Regions from separate parts of the Homo sapiens genome. Here all the other regions are linked to region 2. A link is a contact called in ENCODE Hi-C or POLR2A ChIA-PET data. All regions are on one chromosome and are shown on one strand. The core of a region is the stretch at or near the end of the contact, and the rest is flanking DNA. Distances in the headings are between cores, read along the strand shown. Region 1 holds the start of TNFSF14 (TNF superfamily member 14). Region 2 holds the start of FCER2 (Fc epsilon receptor II). Region 3 holds the start of TNFSF9 (TNF superfamily member 9).

Region 1 (4,192 bases), core at 399-2,898, 1.0 Mb before region 2:
TCTGGCCAACATGGTGAAACCCCGTCTGTACTAAAAATACACAAATTAGCCAGGCACGGTGGCGGATGCCTGTGATCCCAGCTACTGCTCAGGAGGCTGAGACAAGGGAATCACTTGAACCTGGGAGGTGGGGTTGTAGTGAGCCAAGACTGCACCACTACACTACAGCCTGGGCTATGGGAGAGAAACCTTGTCTCAAAAAAAAAAAAATGCAGACAGCGAGATGGCTGGACACATGGACACCACCCTTGGGATATAGCACCTGCCACAGGGCACAGACCTCAACATCATCATGACGCTGAGAAGACACATGTGGGCTCAGATGCGTGGACATGTGGTTTGTGGTTTATGGATCCATGTGCGTCTACAGACACAGAGACCCAGAGACAAAGACAGACAACGTGAATACACCGGCTGCAGCTAGGCGGGTGTGTGGACATGTGGGTACACGCACATACGTCCACATGGGTATATGGACACGAATGTGTGGCCACCGGATCCAGACCCAGGACACAAAAGGGGCCAAGCCCACAGGGGTATGGTGTTGGGCACACATAGACCCCCAGGTGAGGCACACAGACAGGCGGACACATCCACAGCCAGCTGGAAGCAGACCGAGAAATTTCCACAGATGGAAATGGTCAGAGAATTAATGACAATCGCAGTAACAGTAATAAGAGTACCAGAGAAGGCCAGGCGCAGTGGCTCACACCTGTAATCCCAGCACTTTGGGAGGCTGAGGCGGGTGGATCTCCTGAGGTCGGGAGTTTGAGACCAGCCTGACAAACATAGAGAAGCCCCATCTCTACTAAAAATACAAAATTGGCCAGGCGTGGTGGCGCATGCCTGTAATCCCAGCTACTCGGGAGGCTGAGGCAGGAGAATCACTTGAACCCGGGAGGCAGAGGTTGCGGTGAGCAGAGATCATGCCATTGCACTCCAGCCTGGGCAACGAGAGTGAAACTCCGTCTCAAAAATAAAAAAGTACAGAGAAAATGCATGCGTGTGTGCACAGGGGTGTGCATGGCAGTGTTGGGGTGTCAGTTCCGACGGGTGGAGCTGGCATCGTCTGGTACTACACATGCCATAGCATACTTCGTCCCCTATGAAGAGACTGCCCTTATTTTGTAGATGAAGACACTGAGGTTCAGAGAGGTGAATTCACTTGCCCAAGGCTGGGAGCAGCAACCAGTCAAGCCAGCTGCTCTCAGCCTGTGCCCTGTCCTACACACACACACACACACACACACACACACACACACAGACACACAGTGACCCACAATGACACAGGGGAGCCCCCCTCACCTCCACCTGCTCTCAGCCCCCCGGTCCCACTCACAGGCAGGCGGGTGACCATCTCTCCTAGACGCCAGTGCAGCTGCAGGAGGAACCAGCCTTGGACGGCCAGCCCGGCCCCCATCAGCAACAGCAAGAGACCCAGACCCACCCGGGCCACACTGCACGACTGTCTCCGGTGGCTTCGTCCCAGCCTCGTGAATGGGATGTCGGTCTGTCCATCCACCACAAACACTGAGGGCCGTACGACACTCTCCTCCATGCCCAAGGTGTCTGGAGCAGGGCTGACACGCCTGGGTCCTTCAACCTCAGAGGAAACCGAAATTGCTCAACACTCCTGGGCTGTGCACGCTGCGGACAGGCACCCGTGGGCCGCCTTTAGAGCTGGGGTTCAGCCCCACCCCTTCCCCCACTCACCCTCCTCTTCTTCCGGTACCCGCCGCCCCCGGTCTTGGCCCTGTCTCACTCTCACTCATACAGACTCTCACACTTTCCAGAGGCTTCTGAAAATGTGACTCAGGTGGCAAGTGCAGTGGGGAGCCCCCAGCTTTCCCTTCTTGGATGCTTCATTCGCTTGGGGCCACCAAATATCGACTGAGGACTTTCTGCCCATGCCAGGCTCTGCTCTCGGTGTGGGGGATGCAGCAATGAACAACAGCAAGAAGGGTCCCTGCTCCTCTTCTGGTGGAGCCAGAGAGACAAGAAACCTCGTAAACAAGAAAATAATACGTTGTGGGTTTTTTTGTTCGTTTATTTGTTTTGTTTTTGAGATGGAGTCTCGCTCTGTTGCCCAGGCTGGAGTGCAGTGGCGCGATCTCAGCTTACTACAACCTCCACCTCCTGGGTTCAAGCAATTCTCCTGCCTCAGCCTCCCAAGTAGCGGGGATTACAGGCGCGTGCCACCACGCCTGGCTGCTTTTTGTATTTTTAGTAGAGATGGGTTTTCACCATGTCGGTCAGGCTGGTCTCGAACTCCTGACCTCAAGCGATCCACCCACCTCAGCCTCCCAAAGTGCTGGGATTACAAACGTGAGCCGCACCATGCCCGGCCTTCTGTTGTGTTTTGATGTGACAAGTGCAGTGAAAAACACAAGAGTGGAATAAAGGAGTGGATGTGTGCTCTGTGTGTGTGCTTGTCTGCATGCATATATGTGTGCAGTGTGTGCATGTGAATGTGTGTATTCAGTTGTGTGCATGCAAGTGTGTATCATGTACACATGTGCAGGCGCATGCCTGTGTATCATACATGTGCTGGCATGTAAATGTGCGTGCATATGTGGGCAGGTGCATGCATATGTGTATGGTCATCTGTGTGCATGTGCATGTGGTCCATGTACATGCATGCATGTGCACGTGTGTGTATGTGTGAACATGCATCACATGTGCAAGTGGGTGTGCATATATGTGCTGTGTGCAGGTGTGTGCATGTGTGTGTGCCTGTGCATTGGTGCGTGTATGTGTGTGTGCGCACTTGCACGGGTGTGTTCATGTGTGTGGGGAGGTCCATGTATGAGTGTGCATGCATTCAAGCGTGGATTTTTTTTTTTTTCGAGACGGAGTCTCGCTCTGTCGCCCAGGCTGGAGTGCAGTGGTGCGATCTCGGCTCACTGCAAGCTCCGCCTCCCAGGTTCACGCCATTCTCCTGCCTCAGCCTCCTGAGTAGCTGGGACTACAGGCGCCCACCACCGCACCCAGCTAATTTTTTGTATTTTTAGTAGAGACGGGGTTTCACCGTGTTAGCCAGGATGGTCTCAATCTCCTGACCTCGTGATCCGCCTGCCTTGGCCTCCCAAAGTGCTGGGATTACAGGCATAAGCCACCGCACCCAGCCTTTTTCTTTCTTTTTTTTTTTGAGGCAGAGTCTCACTTTGTCACCCAGGCTGGAGTGCAGTGGTGCCATTTTGGCTCACTGCAACCTCTGCCTCCCGGATTCAAGCAATTTTCCTGCCTCAGCCTCCTGAGTAGCTGGGATTACAGGCGCCCACCACCATGCATAGCTAATTTTTGTATTATATGTTGGCCATTATATATGTTGTAACATATATGTTGTCTATATGTTGGCCAGGCTGGTCTCGAACTCCTGACCTCAGGTGATCTGCCCACCTCAGCCTCCCAAAATGCTAGAATTACAGGCGTGAGCCACTGCACTTGGCTTCTGTCTTGTTTCATAAGTATCTTTGTAATATCCTTGATTTTACCTCTTGGCCCTGAAAGCCAAAAACACTTATGTGGCCCTTTATAGATACAGTTTGCTGCCAGCTTGCCCCTGAGCTTAGGCTAAGACACGAAGTGCCCTTCACTGGGGCCTCTGTGGTTGGACCCTCGTGCTTTTGCTCACTCTGCCCCAGACAGATATCCTGGGTCTTTGCACTTCCTCTTCCTGCTGCTGGGAACCATCTTCCCTAGATCTCCAAAGCAGGCTCCCCCTGCTCATCTGCGTCTTGACTCAAGAAACTTCTCACAGGAGCCCTCCCTGAATTGGTCAGGTGTCTCCCGAGAGACAGAACCAATAGAAGATACACAGAGAGATAGAGATGGGATCTATAGGCTGGGTGCGGTGGCTCACGCCTGTAATCCCAGCACTTTGGGAGGCTGAGGCATGTGGATCACCTGAGGTCGCGAGTTCGAGGCCAGCCTGGCCAATATGGGGAAACCCTGTCTCTATCAAAAATACAAAAATAAAAAATAAAAAATTAGCTAGGTGTGGTGGCACACTTCTGTAATCCCAGCTACTTGGGAGGCTGAGGCTCAAGAATCACTTGAACCCGGGAGGCACAAGTTGCAATGAACTGAGATTGTGCCACTGCACTCCAGGCTGGGCAATGGCATGAGACTGTCTCAAAAAAAAAAAAAAAAAAAGAGATCTGTAGAGACAGACAAAGATACAGAGTCAGAG
Region 2 (4,047 bases), core at 827-3,326:
ACACTTGAGCTACACAGCAGGTGCACCCATGAGATCTTGACAAATGGCTTAATTAACCTGGAAACTTCTTTCCTCATTCGTAAAATGATGATACCAAGAACACCTATACTGTTGGTTGGTGATCTGTGCTAAAAATATCACCAGCGTTTATTATAATTGCCTTGCCTGTGTGACCTCAGCCAAGGATTCAACCATTCTCAGCCTCAGTTTTCCCCTCTGTAAAATGGGCTGATGACAGCACCCAACTCATGAGGCCAAGATAGGATCCAATGAGATCACAGCATACCTGAGGTTTTTGGTGCCGGGCTGCGCACAGTGGGTCTTCGGATTCTAAACATTTATGAAACATCTACTCTGTGCCACGTCCCACTGAGAAATGCTAAGAGCCCATAACCCAGGCCTCAGCCTTCTCCTCTGCCAATGTCCCCAGGGCATCTGTAAAGTGCTCTGACTTTATTTATTTATTTATTTATTTATTGAAATGGAGTCTCGCTCTGTTGCCCAGGCTGGAGTGCAGGGGCACGATCTCGGCTCACTGCCACCTCCACCTCCTGGGTTCAAGCGATTCTCCCGCCTCAGCCTCCCGAGTAGCTGGGACTATAGGCACGTGCCACCATGACCAGATAATTTTTGTATTTTTAGTAGAGACGGGTTTTCACTATGTTGGCCAGGCTAGTCTCAAACTCCTGACCTCATGATCCGCCCGCCTCGGCCTCCCAAAGTGCTGGGATTACAGGCGTGAGCCACTGTGCATGGCCTATTTTTTTATTTTTTGAGATGGAGTCTCGCTCTGTCACCCAGGCTAGAGTGCAATGGCACCATCTTGGCTCACTGCAACCTCCACCTCCCGGGTTCAAGCGATTCTCCTGTCTTAGCCTCCCAAGTAGCTGGGACTACAGGCACCCACCACCACACCTGGCTAATTTTTGTATTTTAGTAGAGACAGGGTTTCACCATATTGATCAGGCTGGTCTCGAACTCCTGACCACAGGTGATCTGCCCTCCTCAGCCTCCCAAAGTGCTAGGATTACAGGCGTGAGCCACTGCGCCCGACCAAGTCCTCTGACTTTAAAGCATCTACTATGTGCTGAGGAGCATGGGACTTGGGGTCCTTCAGGCCTGGAGGTCACGGGCTACCTTCTTTCGCTGCTTGACTATAGGTAAGTCCCTTCTCTCGGAGCCTCAGGGAGGTGGGGTGTGGCGCGGCCAGGCTCTGATTAGCGGCAGCTCAAGCTGGCCCTTTTGACATTGTGAGAGGAACCCAGAGACCATCCTGGGACTGGAACTGTCCAGGGAGGCAGCTGGACAGACCTGAGTCCGAGTCCTGGCTTCTTCCTGGATGAGCAGCTCAGTTTGCTCATCTGTAAATTGGGAGTATTCAAAGCACCAGCACACAGTAGGTGCTCAGTAAACCTACTGGCAGGATGCTGGGGGACTGTCCTCATTCTGTGGGGCCTCTCTCAGTGGAACTGAGGTTCCAAGAGGGTAAGTCATTTGTCCCCATCACGCAGTGGTGGGACTGGAACTCAAACCCGGGACCCTTGAGCTGGGAGCCCATTTGCTCAATCATCTGGAGACATAATCTCATGGTGGGGTGTCTACTGGTAAGTGCTGGGTGGCAGGATCCCAACTCCAGGCCGTCCTTCTAACCCAAGAGGTCCTGCCTCTGCCTAGAGTCTTCCATGGCTCCCCAGGGCCCTCTATGATCGGCCCAGCGCACTCACCAAGCTCATCTCAGACCAGATGGCCTGCTTTCACTTCCCCAAATCAGGGACTCGAATGCCTCGAGATTCTGTCCACACTGCGGCCCCCACCCCCGCCCCCTCACCACCCACCACCTCCCTTCTCTGGTTGTGACCTCCTGCTGGTCATCCCTTGAGGCTCAGCCCAAGGTCGTTTCTTCCAAGGGCGCTTTGATCTCCACTTCCCATGGCCAACCCCCAACACACCAGATACGTACTCACTTAGTGGAGTTTGGAGCCTGTGTCTGTCCTCCTAGTGTGTTGGGGTCGACCAGAGCGATTGGCAGGGACCGTCAGAGACAGAGGTTTAAGCAGGAAGAGAGACACTTTCTTCTGAAAGTAGAGCCACTGACAGCTTCTATTTTCATAGACCTAAATATGGGCTTGCCACCCGGATAACATTACACGCATGGCCTCTCCTGGTGCTCCCCACACCCGGGTGAAGTCCGTGTTATTATTATCTCCATTTCTCAGGTAAGAGAATTGGGTGAGAACTAGAGATGTTAAGCAGCAAGTTCCCACAGGGCTGAAGGAGGTGAGTGGTAGCGTCAAGATGTGAACCACTGTTACTGCACACTGAATCATACCACTATGGCCGATCACAGAGGGCCCTGGGGAGCCACGGAAGGCTCTAGGCAGAGGCAGGGCCTCTTGGGTTAGAAGGACGGCCTGGAGTTGGGATCCTGCCACCCGGCACTTACCAGCAGACACCCCACCATGAGATTATGTCTCTTGATGATTGAGCAAATAGGCTCCCAGGTCAAATGTCCCAGGTTTGAGTCCCAGCAAGAAAAAAGGGAAGAGGAGAGAGAGGCAGAGGAAGGGGAAAAAAAAGACAGAAGGAAGGAGAGGGAGAAGGAGGAGTAGGAGGGAAGGAGGGAAGCGGGGGGAAAGAAAGATACGTGAGATAATATTCAGGTCAAATATGGACAGTTTTGGCTGGGCACGGTGGCTCACGCCTGTAATCCCAGCACTTTGGGAGGCTGAGGTGGGAGGATCACTTAAGCCTGGGAGTTCAAGACCAGCCTGGACAACATAGCAAGCCGTTGTCTCTACAAAAACTATAAAAACTAGCAGGGCATGGTGGTGCATGCCTGTGATCCCAGCTACTGGGGAGGCAGAGGTGAGTGGATCACTTGAGCCCAGGAGTTCAAGATCAGCCTGGGCAACACAGTGAGATGAAAGAAAGAAAGAGAGAGAGAAAGAGAGAGAGAGAGACCGGGCACAGTGGCTCACGCCTGTAATCCCAGCACTTTGGGAGGCCGAGGCAGGTGGATCATCTGAGGTCAGGAGTTCAAGGCCAACATGGTGAAACCCTGTATCTACTGAAAATACAAAAAAAAAAAAAAAAAAAAAAAAATTAGCTGGGCATGGTGGTGGGCACCTGTAATCCTAGCTACTCGGGAGGCTGAGGCAGGAGAATCGCTTGAATCCGGGAGGCAGAGGTTGCGGTGAGCCGAGATCGCGCCATTGCATTCCAGCCTGGGCAACAAAAGCTAAACTCTGTCTCACAAAAAAAAAAAAGAAAAGAAAAAAGAAAGAAAAACAGAAAAGAAACACCAAACTCCATCCCAGCCCCATCCTGGAACTAAGACTTCATCCCCATGTCCTCACAACATGGCCCAGCTGGACTTATTCCCAAGCTTCCTCCTCCTTCTCCTCGTGTGTCCCCATTGGTGGGACAGTCCGTCCATCCACCCAGACACCCCGGCCCAGGTCCAGGCCTTGTCCAAGCACTTCCCGATCTTCCACCCCACCGCTCACCCAGCACCCGCGCCTGGCTCGTCTCAAAAAAATAACCTGCTTCTCCCCATCCCCACAGCTGCTCCCTCTTCCCCCTGGACCAGGTGACATCCCCCTCTTAGGGTTCCCCCTGCCTGGTTTGCCTTGTCCCTGGGACTGCCTCCTCCATGGCCTCCCCACTCTCATCCTGCCCCCATGACAGCCTTCCCTGGGGCTCTACCTCCTGTCTTGCCCCCCAAAACAGACCCTCCAGGGTCCTCACTCCCACCTGGCCACCACGGCAGACCCCCCCTTAGGATCCCCAACCCGACCTGCCCTCAAGACTAATCCCCCAGTGACCCCACCCTGGCTTGGCCTCAAATGCTGTCCCTATGTCCACTCAGCAGCCCCCAGCCACCTCTCCAATGCTCAGCGGCCAACTCTTTCCCTTCCTTTTTGATTTTTTTTCTTTTTTTGAGACAGAGTCTTGCTGTGTCATCCAGGCTGGAGTACAGTGGCATGATCTCAGCTCCCCATAACCTCTGCCTCCCCGGATTCAAGTGATTCTCCTGCCTCAGCCTCC
Region 3 (4,441 bases), core at 255-2,754, 1.2 Mb before region 2:
GAGCCAGAGACATACAGAGACAGGGAGAGACACAGAGATGCATAAAGAGAGGGAGTCAGAGATGGAGAGAGACAGAGATAACGGAGCCAGAGATAGGGAGAGTCAGAGACAGAGAGAAAGAAACACACAGACTGACACAGATAAAAGAGCCAGAGACAGGGAGAGGCAGAGACAAAGAGAGATACAGAGACAGAGATAACAGAGCCAGAGACAGAGAGACAGAGACAGAGATAACAGAGCCAGAGACAGGGAGAGAGTGTCAGAGACAGAGACAGACACAGAGATAACAGAGCCAGAGATAGGGAGAGTCAGAGACAGAGAGAAAGAGACACAAGACAGACATAGATAAAAGAGCCAGAGACAGGGAGAGGCAGAGACAAAGAGAGATACAGAGACAGAGATAGCAGAGCCAGAGACAGGGAGAGAGTGTCAGAGACAGAGAGACAGACACAGAGATAACAGAGCCAGAGATAGGGAGAGTCAGAGACAGAGAGAAAGAGACAGACAGACATAGATAAAAGAGCCAGAGACAGGGAGAGAGACACAGAGACAGAGACATAGAGACAGAGATAACAGAGCCAGAGACAGAGTCAGAGACAGAGACAGAGAGAGCCAGACACAGAGACAGAGAGAGAGAGTCACAGCCAGAGACAGCGACAGAGATAACAGAAGCAGAGAGAGGGAGAAAGATAACAGAGCCAGAGACAGTCAGAGACAGAGATAGAGAGACAGAGATAACAGAGCCAGAGACAGATACAGAGACAGAGATAACGGAGCCAGAGATAGGGAGAGAGAGTCAGAGACAGAGAGAGATATATAGACAGAGATAACAGAGCCAGACATGGGGAGAGAGAGTCAGAGGCAGAGAGAGAGAAGACAGATAGAGAGACAGAGCCAGTGATAACAGAGCCAGAGACAGGGAGAGAGAGTCAGAGAGAGATACAATGAGAGACAGAGATAACAGCCAGAGACAGAGTTAGACAGAGAGATACAGAGACAGAGATAACAGAGCCAGAGACAGGGAGAGAGAATTAGAGACAGAGATAGAGAGAGACAGAGACAGAGATAATACAGGCACAGAGGCACGCATAGACATAAATTGGCAGAGAGAGAGAAAGATCTCTTTCCACCCACTGCAGAGGCAATCAACAGAGACAGAGAAAGACGTTAACGGGGAGACACAGAGAGCAAAGGAGACTGAGTCAGCAAGAGACCCACAGAGATACCGGGAAAGAGCGGCAGAGAGGGAGAACCAGGGCGATGGAGAGACAGCAGGGAGAAAGGAACCTGGAGCCGAGCTTGGAAGGCCGGAAACGGAAAGGAGAGCGAAAAGCGGAGAGAGATCCGAGTGGAGAAAATTCCGCAGAGTCACGGGGACGAGGGGAAAGGCTCTGGGCTGGGAAGGGGCGTGGCCGCGGGCGGAGGGGCGTGGCCGCGGGCGGAGGGGCGTGGCCTCCTTTTGTAGCCAAGCAGCTATAAAAAGCGGCGCGCTGTGTCTTCCCGCAGTCTCTCGTCATGGAATACGCCTCTGACGCTTCACTGGACCCCGAAGCCCCGTGGCCTCCCGCGCCCCGCGCTCGCGCCTGCCGCGTACTGCCTTGGGCCCTGGTCGCGGGGCTGCTGCTGCTGCTGCTGCTCGCTGCCGCCTGCGCCGTCTTCCTCGCCTGCCCCTGGGCCGTGTCCGGGGCTCGCGCCTCGCCCGGCTCCGCGGCCAGCCCGAGACTCCGCGAGGGTCCCGAGCTTTCGCCCGACGATCCCGCCGGCCTCTTGGACCTGCGGCAGGTGAGACGTGCCCCGACCCTCGGTAGCTGGTCTCGCGGGAGACCCCTACCGCCCCTCTGGGACTCCCTTCTCCCTCCCGCACCCCCAGGGACACCTGTTCTACACTCCCGGCCGGGGAGAGGAGACCCACCGGGGCTCCCATTCTCCATCTAGCACCGAGGCCGGGGGGGCACACCTTTCATCCCGCACCCCTACGACACCTCATCTGTACCCCAGGCCGGGGGCGGGGAGGAGACCGCCCAACAGTTCTTTTTGGACCCCCCAAGGGTCTCCTTCTTCTAGTCCGGGGGGCACCCCTTTCATCCTGCGCCCGCTACGAGACCCTATCTGTATCCCGGGAGGGGGAGAGGAGACCCCCACAAGTTCTTTTTGGACCTCCAAGGGCTCTCCTTCTCCGTCTTGCACGGGAGGGCACCCCTTTCATTCCGCATCCCGAGACCCCATCAGCACCCCAGGCCAGGAGGAGGAGACCCCCACAGTCCTCAACCCCTCAGGGATACGTCTTCTGCACCCCGGGTCGGAGAAAGGCTGGCTTCCCTCCATGTGGCAGTGGGTGGGGGCACCCCTCTTCATTCCGCATTCCCAAGGCACCCCATCTGCACCCTGGACGGGGGACCCTCCGCGGTTCTCCAACCCTCGACGGCTTCCTTTCTCTATGTAGGACTTAGGACATTGAGGGCACCTCTTTTTACCCCGCACCCCCACAAGCTCTGCATCTCTGGGGGGAACCTTTTTTCCATCCCCGATCCGAGGGGGGCACTTCCTCTTTATCTGGGACCGCCAAGGAGACCCCCAGTTCCTTTGCTAACTCCCAAAGAGCCTTATCCCCAACATCTGAGGTACCCCTCTCCCTTTCAAGACCCCCAGGGGAATACCCCCAAGGGGGCTGGAAAGAAGAGGGATCGCTTTTCCCTCCTGAATTCTTGGAGATCTGTCCTTGGGGCAGGTTGAGCCACCAGCTTCGTGTGTGTGTGTGTGTGTGTGTGTGTGTGTGTTCGTGTTTGTGTGGGTGTTTGTGTTCGTGTGTGTGTGTTCGTGTGGGGGTGCGTATGTGTGTGTGTTCGTGGGTGTGTTTGTGTTCGTGTGGGTGTGTGTTCGTGTGGGTGTTTGTGTTTGTTCGTTCGTGTGGGTGTTTGTGTTCATGTGGGTGTGTTTGGATATTTGTGTTCGTGTGTGTCTGTGTGTGTTCGTGTGGGTGTTTGTGTGTGTTTGTGTTTGCGTTCGTGTGTGTGTTCGTGTTTGTTCGTGTGTCTGTGTGTTAATGTGGGTGTTCGTGTGTGTGTTCGTTTGTGTTTGTGTTCGTGTGTTTGTGTGTTTGTGTGTGTGTGTGTGCGGTCTCTGTTCTTTAGTTGGGAGGGAAGGGAAGCGTAGGCTTCAGGTCGGCACAGACTCTGGGGACCCTGACAGCTGAAGTGAGTGGGGACAGAACCTCCATTTTCTAGGGGAACCCCCATCCACTTTCCTCCTTTCTACTTTTAACAGGGCATGTTTGCGCAGCTGGTGGCCCAAAATGGTAAGTATCCTCCGCCACTTCCGGTCCCTGGCCCCCCACCATCCCCACCCCGGGATACGAAGAAGGGGGAACCTGGAGAGTGAGGCTCTGCCGCACACTGGCTTTGACCCTTGACCGCTGCTGTCTCTGAAAGCTGCTACTTCCCCTCTTTGAACGCCACCGATCCCTCTTTCTGACTTGCTCTGACTCTCTGGATGCCATGGCCTCCCCATCAGACCCCCATCTGGGCCCACCTGGGACCCCTGCCCTCTCAGAGCTGGGGCTTGACACCCCCAACCCCCAGCCTGGTTTTGTGTCTCTGGCCTCCTTCTTTTCGAAACCCTCTTCCCCGCTGCTTTTCTTCCCTCTTTCCTGCCCCTTCCCCACTCTCCCAGCCTCTCTTCCCTACCTCTTCCCCTCGCCCAGAGCCTCCTCCTTACTCCCATTCTCTTCCCCATCCCCAGGCCCTCCTCCTGTCCCCTTCCCTCCCCCTAGACCCTCCTCCCTGCCCCTTCCCCAAACCCTCCCCAGCCCCATGCTCTCCCAGTTTCCAAGACACTCCTCCCAGCACCTTCCCTCCCCGTCCAGAGACTTCTTCCCCGCTCGAGACCTCTTCCCCCTTCCCCTCCCAGAGACCCCCTTCCCCCTTCCCCTCTCCATCTAGAGATCACTTCCCCCTTTCCCCTCCCCCTCCAGAAACCCCTTCCCCCTTCCCTCTCCCCTCCAGAGACCCCTTCCCCCTCCAAAGACCCCTTCCCCCTTCCTTCCCCCTCCAGAGACCCCTTTCCCCTTCCCTCCCCTTCCAGAGACCCCTTCCCCCTCCCCCTCCAAAGACCCCTTCCTCCTTCCCCTCCCTCTCCAGAGACCCCTTCCCCCTTCCCTCTCCCTCCAGAGACCCCTTCCCCCTTCCCTGCCCCCTCCAGAGTCCCCTTCCCCTCCAGAGGCCCCTTCCCCCTTCCCCCTCCCCCTCCAGAGACACCTTCTCCCTTCTCCCCCTCCAGAGACCCCTTCCCCCTTCCCTCCCCCTGCCTAAGACTCCCCTCCCTGCCATCTTCTCTCCTTGGTGCTTCCTTCTCCCTAACCCCTCCCCCACCCCTTCCTGCTCCCTTTGCCTTTCTTCGAAGTCCTCTCTTACCAGGTCCCCTGTCCACCCCTCTTAAAGTTCCC

What was found. A loop is a pair of places that touch in the nucleus more often than their neighbours do. ChIA-PET counts read pairs that join two places held with the same protein, here RNA polymerase II (POLR2A). Pooled maps may share reads with other maps.
Region 1: a loop to region 2 is called in a map with no recorded cell type, with 8 times the contacts of the local background. The contact joins the promoter of TNFSF14 here to the promoter of FCER2 in region 2. A Hi-C loop is called at or near these places in 5 of 37 single-sample maps with no recorded cell type and 3 of 50 pooled maps.
Region 3: a map of GM12878 shows a loop between it and region 2 (2.6-fold over the local background). The contact joins the promoter of TNFSF9 here to the promoter of FCER2 in region 2. A Hi-C loop is called at or near these places in 1 of 168 maps with a recorded cell type or tissue (GM12878), 4 of 37 single-sample maps with no recorded cell type and 4 of 50 pooled maps. POLR2A ChIA-PET finds 5 or more read pairs at or near these places in 1 of 52 experiments (PC-3).

The regions. Positions count from the first base shown.
Region 1 is chr19:6,668,512-6,672,703 of GRCh38, forward strand. TNFSF14 (TNF superfamily member 14) reads right to left here and starts at 1,649. Exons shown (of 4, transcript NM_001376887.1): 1 at 1,340-1,649. The coding sequence starts at 1,558. RefSeq lists enhancers at 169-258, 319-508, 1,409-1,498, 1,879-2,108 and a silencer at 2,679-2,778.
Region 2 is chr19:7,700,055-7,704,101 of GRCh38, forward strand. FCER2 (Fc epsilon receptor II) reads right to left here and starts at 2,077. Exons shown (of 11, transcript NM_001220500.2): 1 at 1,961-2,077. LOC105372262 (a long non-coding RNA gene) reads right to left here. Exons shown (of 5, transcript XR_936296.2): 5 at 3,026-3,067. RefSeq lists an enhancer at 1,964-2,073.
Region 3 is chr19:6,529,522-6,533,962 of GRCh38, forward strand. TNFSF9 (TNF superfamily member 9) reads left to right here and starts at 1,505. Exons shown (of 3, transcript NM_003811.4): 1 at 1,505-1,782; 2 at 3,265-3,295. The coding sequence starts at 1,516. RefSeq lists silencers at 1,333-1,562, 1,703-1,772 and enhancers at 2,183-2,282, 2,884-3,384, 3,385-3,885.